Linked DNA regions of Homo sapiens: region 1 is linked to region 2. A link is a loop called in an ENCODE intact Hi-C map of the cell type or tissue named here. Cell type or tissue: heart right ventricle. All regions are shown on one strand. Each heading gives the region's core, and the rest is flanking DNA. Links, peaks and the distances in the headings are about the cores only.

Region 1 (2,906 bases), core at 111-2,610, 53 kb before region 2:
ACTCCAGCCTGGGTGACAGAATGAGAGACCCTATCTCAAAACAAAAGGGAGATAAATATTTTATATCACTGATGTTATTCATAAAAATTTGCTATGGGACAGAGTGGGCCAAAGTCCAAAGAAAAAGACCCAAAATATTCCTTCCTCAGGAACAAAAATTAGCCAGGATCAGCTGGGTTAAATACAGGTGTCTGTCACTCCTGCTCTAAAATAGCTCTGGGAAGGGACCCCTCCTTCAGTTCTTCTCCCATAATATCTTGAACCTATCTGTGCCCTGGAACATTCCACAGCACAGCCTGGGTTTCCCTGACCCGGGACCCGCTGGGGCTGGCCCACTCCCCTGGCAGTGTGAACAAGGCTCTGGCGAGTCATGGTTCTGCTGGCCAGGAGGCTGCTGAGGTGGCTTTTTAATCCTCCAGCCATGCCGTCCTAGTGATTGCTTTTATTAGGAAATGTAATGAAAAAGACTATATGAAGCCCCTGCCAGAAAAAAAAAAAAAAATCTAATAAGATTTTGCACCAAGTGTGGCGAGAAAAGAAAGGGGGGAAAAAGCACATTAGGAGTCAGATAATGAGATAAATGAAAGACCGCAGGGAAGATCATTTTTGCAGACTTGCTGGATGGTTGTAAAATTTTTAATTTGCTGAATTCTCTTTTTTCGTTGTCTCTGACTCTTCTCAACTCTTGTCTTTTACTGTCTTTCTGATGGCTGAACGCTTTCTCTCTTTGCCTCTCCCCTTTTCCTTGATTTTTCTGCCTGTTTCAGCTCTTGCCTTGGATATGTGTGTGTGTGTGTGTGTGTGTGTGTGTGTGTGTGTGTGTCTCCTTTCCCCATCCATGGCCAAATCCTGCCTCATGACTTGGGTAGGAGGCTGAGATCTGGACAGCGAGGACCCACCTAGTTAAGGGAAAAAGAGGACAAAGAACTGCCTCTCCCAGCCTTTGCCTTCTAGGGAGTGGCTATGATTCAGCTAAAGAAAGAAAAAGAGGAATAAATCAAGGGAAGGAGGGGGAAAATGGACTATGGAGGGAGGACAGGAGATCAAAGACCAAGGAAGTAAGGAGGAAGAGAAAGCCCCCGCTGCTTCCGCAAATCAATTCCTGGCAATGCCTGCCTCTTCGTCTGTGCTCTAAGCTCCTGAGCAGAATGCCACCTCTGTGGGATGCCAGGCCTGAACAGAAGGGCTCTGGGGCACTGGGCAGGCATGCAGGCCAGGCTGCAGGGACCCCAGGCCTGCCTTGCCCTGAAGAGAGAGGTCTCCCTTCCCCAGGACCACCCTCTCACCATCCACACTTGAAGTCCTCTCCAAAATCTAGTTTCACCGCTTGCTTTGGCAGACTCCTTCCTCCTGTTCCAAACTTGGGAATTCTGAGGTGTCTCTTGGCTGCTGCGCATAAGTCCCAGTTCACAGCTGCAACTTGGGGGACTGAGGGTGGACACAATGAGCAGCTTCCCCACAGGGAGTCAGCAGAGGAAGGAGGCTGGGAAACTGAAGTATAGGAATGAGTGACTTAGGATGGAGACGCACTGCTAGTTATTAGGAACATCCCTCTCACTCCTCGGTCCCTTGTTCCTTCCCCAGTGGGGACTATCCACTCTGTTTCCCTCCCAGAGATGTCATCTCTCTTGGTGCTCTCCCACATGCGAAAGTGTGCTGCTGGTTACTGAGGGAATGGGCGTTTCCTGTACTGGCCATTACAGGAGATAAAAGAGCCACCCAAATCAGTGAAGTCCATGGGAATGAGAGGACCTACTAGAAACCACACACTCTGTACCCTTTGATCAACAGTTCCTCTCTCTCCAACCCCCTCCCTGAGCCTGTGGTGACCATCATTTTTTTTTTTTGAGTTTCGCTCTTGTCACCCAGGCTGGAGTACAGCGGTGCAATCTTGGCTCACTGCAACGTCAGCCTCTTGGGTTCAAGTGATTCTCCTGTCTCCGCCTCCCAAGTAGCTGGGATTACAGGTGCCTACCACCATGCCCGGCTAATTTTTTGTATTTTTTAGTAGAGATGGGGCTTCTCCATGTTGGTCAGGCTGGTCTCAAACTCCTGACCTCAGGTGATCCGCCCGCCTCAGCCTCCCAGAGTGCTGGGATTACAGGCATGAGCCACCGCGCCCAGCCACCATTATTCCACTCTCTACTTCCATGACTTTAACTTTTTTGGATTTCACATATAAGTGAGATCATGTGATGGATTTGTTAATTAGCCTGACTTAATCATTCCACATTGTAAACATATATTGAAACATCAGGCCGGGCACAGTGGCTCATGTCTGTAACCCCAAAACTTTGGGAGGCTGAGAAGAGAGGACCGCTTGAGGCCAGGAGTTTGAGACCAGTCTGAGCAACAAAGCAAGACCCCCATCTCTACAAAAAATAAAACAAAATAAAATTAGCCAGGCACGGTGCGGCATGCCTGTGGTCCCAGCTACTCAGGAGGCTAAGGCGGGAGGACTGCTAGGAGTTCGAGACTGCTGGGAACTATAATCGCACCACTGCACTCCAGCCTGGGTGACAGTGGGACCCTGTCTCTAAAATAAAAATAAAATAAAAGTATCACAATGTACCCCATAAATATATATACAATTATTATTTGTCAATTAAAAATAAAATTTTAATCTGGGCACAGTGGCACATGCATATAGTCCCAACTTCTCAGGGGCTGAGGTGGGAAGATCACTTGATCCCAGGAGTTCAAATCTAGCCTAAGCAATGCAGCAAGACCCCATCTCTTAAAAAGCAAACAAACCAACCAATACTTTTTTTTTTTAATTTAGAAAAAAGAAGAACTCAGGCAAAAGACCTGGTGGAATCTGATATGCATCAACGGTACTCTGGGGGGTCTCAGGGAAGCTTCCACGAATGAGGGTTATGTGGCGGGGTCTGATGGTGGCGCCCCAA
Region 2 (2,906 bases), core at 272-2,771:
CTTTCCGGGCCTGGCGCCTGCCTCTCTCTGCACTTGGCATTCCAAGAGCCTTCCCACTGCCAGCCTCCATCTTGGCTTGGCTGCTCTCTGTACCATCTGGAGCCTGGGCACAGCTGCCCACAGTCCCTGCCCTCGTGCCCCAGGTGGCTCTGTTGGCACACAGCTCGCCCATGCCAGGCCAGCTGACAGTTTGATAGCCAGAATACCCTGCCCTTCTAAGCCGTGTCAGGACCAGGCCTGATGTGGGCATGGGGTAGGGGGTCAGTTGGGTGGAATTTCTGGACAACTTTATATTTCCTGGCTCTAGGCAGGCTTATCCAAGAGGGATGACAGGGTGCAGTCAGGTCTAGCCCCATGGATTTTGGCCACTGTCCTCATCCCTAAAACAGATCTTACCCCATAAGGTTTTCTGGATAAGTGCCAATTCAGAAGGGCACAGAGTCTGTCTTGTAAGACTGGGGTTTCAGTGTTGGCTCTGCAGCCCACCTCTCTGTGACTGAGCTAAACCCCTGGCCTTCTCTGTGCCTCAGTTTACCTCTCTATAAAGGGAGATTGAACCAGATGATGCACCAGGCTTCTCCTAGCCAGTCCCTTTGAGTGTGGCTCCTTCTCTGGGGTCAGCAAGCTCCCTTATAGGCCTGACTGAGCAGGGGCACCTCAGGTTCTTGGCTCTGCTGCTTGCTTCCTGGCAGCTGCAGAGTCTGGGCCAGGGAGAGGGTGGCTCCAAGGTACAATGCCTCCCAGGCAGAGCCCTGGCAGACCTGAGGGCAAAGTAAGTTCATAGCCGGCTATCATTTCTGCTGCAAATGCCAAGGTTTTACCAGGGTGTGGCCCACATCTCCCCATTAAATGGAAAGATGACTGCTAGCGCTGTGCCCCTCTGTGCTAAAACCCTTACTGGCAGGATCTAACCAAATCCTTACAAACCCATGAAGTAGGTAAACTATCCCCATTTCACAGGCAAAACTGGGGCTCAGAGAGGTCATATGACTTGCCTAAGGCCCCTCAACTGGTCAGTGATTGAGCCGGGATTCAATCCAAGACTCAAAAGCCCCTGTTCTTCCCTTGGCCCAGGAGATAGGCCTGTCTGTGGCACAAGGCAAATCCAAAGTGGGAGACCCAGGCGGAGACCGGTACCTGTCAGGATCTGCCCCAGATGCCCTTTCCCAGTCAGCCCTGCCTGATTCTGGAGGACATCCACTTGGAATTCTCCCAGTTCTGGGGAGGGCCTGGGGTTGCCAGGCACACAAGACAGGACACTGGACCAGGAATCATGAGTCCTGGCCTCGAGTCCTGGCTTTGTCTTGGACTCACTGTGTGACCAAAGAGGATCTCTCAACTTCCCTGATTACAAGGTTCCCTTATCTATAAAGTGCAGGAAAACAGCCTGCCCTGCCTCCCTTATTGAGACTTTATGAGAGCTGAAGAGATAATGGATGTGAAAACTGCGAAGGTTCTTGTGGGAAAATTGTGATTATCCTATGGTTGCTGTGAGGGAGCACGGGTGTGTGAGGGCATGCGAATAGGGTGGTGGTGGCGCCTAGGCATAGTGTGAGAGTTTGGATTGGTGGGTTATTTTCTGCCAGGGGGTGGAAGTGCACGTGCCATGACACGTTTGAGGGGGCTGTGTGCGTGTAAGTGGGCCTGTGTCCGAGTACACACAGGTGATGGTGACCAAGAGAGCCTAGGAGACCTGTAGCCAGCATCTGGGGGTGGGGATCGCACACAAGAGTCATCTTTGAGCTCATCTGCCTATGCCGGGTTGTACTGGTGCAAATGAGTACAAAAACTGTAGTGCCATCTCGTCTGTGGGTTACGCCATTAGGGCACGTGCTGGAGGCCTGACTGACAGCTTCTATGGGGACAGACAGGGCAGATGAGGCTGTTGAGCTAGAGGTTGGCAGAAGACAACCTGAATCCTTCCCACCTCCCATCCTGGAAAGGGCCAGCCTCTCAAAGTGGCTGTATTTCCTCCTTGAGCTGACTCCATGGTCTGCTGGAAGCAGGGCAGTGTTAGACAGCCCAGGGTCCTGGAGGAATTGTCCTCAGCTCCCTCTGCTTTTGTCTTCCCCCTGCCTGGCCCCCAGGTCCCCTCCTGTCACTGGCTATGGGTATGGAAGACAGCCCTCAAGAACAGAGCTGACATTTCAATCTGTCTCCCAGGCTCTACAGATGCCTGCAAATTGCATCAAGACTTCATCACCCCTCCTGTCCGACACCCAGCCCTGTCTGGCCTCTGTCAGCCTGGCCCTCAAACAAGTGACAAATTACATTCCAGCCACTGCAGCAGACCCACAAGAGGGTGCTTGAAACCCAGGGGACCAGAGCTGCACAGACAGCCTCTGGTTGAGAACAGGGAGCCTTCTGGATAGGAGCCACTTCATTCCACACTCTCATCCCAACCCTCACCACTAGACTGGGCCGGGAGCCAGGCCAGCTTGAAAGGGCCATGCCTCCCCTGGACCAGAGGGGGCCAGAGGTCTCAGTCTCAGTTTTCCCAGCTTTACAGACTGCTAGGAGCAAGGGTGGCTGGTGGGAACTCAAATCCCAACATCTTAAAAAAGCCAGGCCAAGCCAAGACCCACCTCCTTGCTAAACCTGGGGGTGCTGAGCTTGGGAATAAAGATGTCTAGATGTTATTTCTACAGAAGATGCCCCCATGAAGTTGGGAGGATAGGGAGCTGCCTTGTCTCAGCAAAGCAAGACTGCTTAACCCCTATGTGACCTTTTGCAAGTTCCTTAGCTTCTCTGAGCCTCTGTTACTGGTGGGTATTTTACCACCTATCTTATAGATTCACGGTGAGGATGAAAAGCACTTAGTACAATACAAGGCTTGACACACTCTATGATGGCAACTGTTGTTACTCTGTCGCTACAGCTTCTCTCTGGTCCCAAAGCAGCAAGAT

Evidence for each region. Peaks named below come from ENCODE experiments on the same cell type or tissue, not always from the same donor. Only the 100,000 strongest peaks of a DNase experiment are listed, where the experiment ranks them.
Region 1: a loop joins it to region 2, with 6 times the contacts of the local background. A loop is called at or near these places in 9 of 110 quality-filtered maps.

The regions. Positions count from the first base shown.
Region 1 is chr17:29,025,953-29,028,858 of GRCh38, reverse strand. No RefSeq gene overlaps it. Among named protein-coding and RNA genes, the nearest start is that of PIPOX, 16 kb to the left of the region's middle. In heart right ventricle, for the core only: no CTCF peak of the experiment used is centred there; no DNase peak of the experiment used is centred there; H3K27me3 peaks cover 1,000 bases.
Region 2 is chr17:28,973,038-28,975,943 of GRCh38, reverse strand. The region is part of intron 3 of SEZ6 (seizure related 6 homolog); the gene reads left to right. The region is part of intron 1 of LOC105371716 (a long non-coding RNA gene); the gene reads right to left. Among named protein-coding and RNA genes, the nearest start is that of PHF12, 23 kb to the right of the region's middle. In heart right ventricle, for the core only: a CTCF peak has its summit at 2,381; DNase peaks (open chromatin) are centred at 1,213 and 2,313; H3K27ac peaks cover 1,820 bases.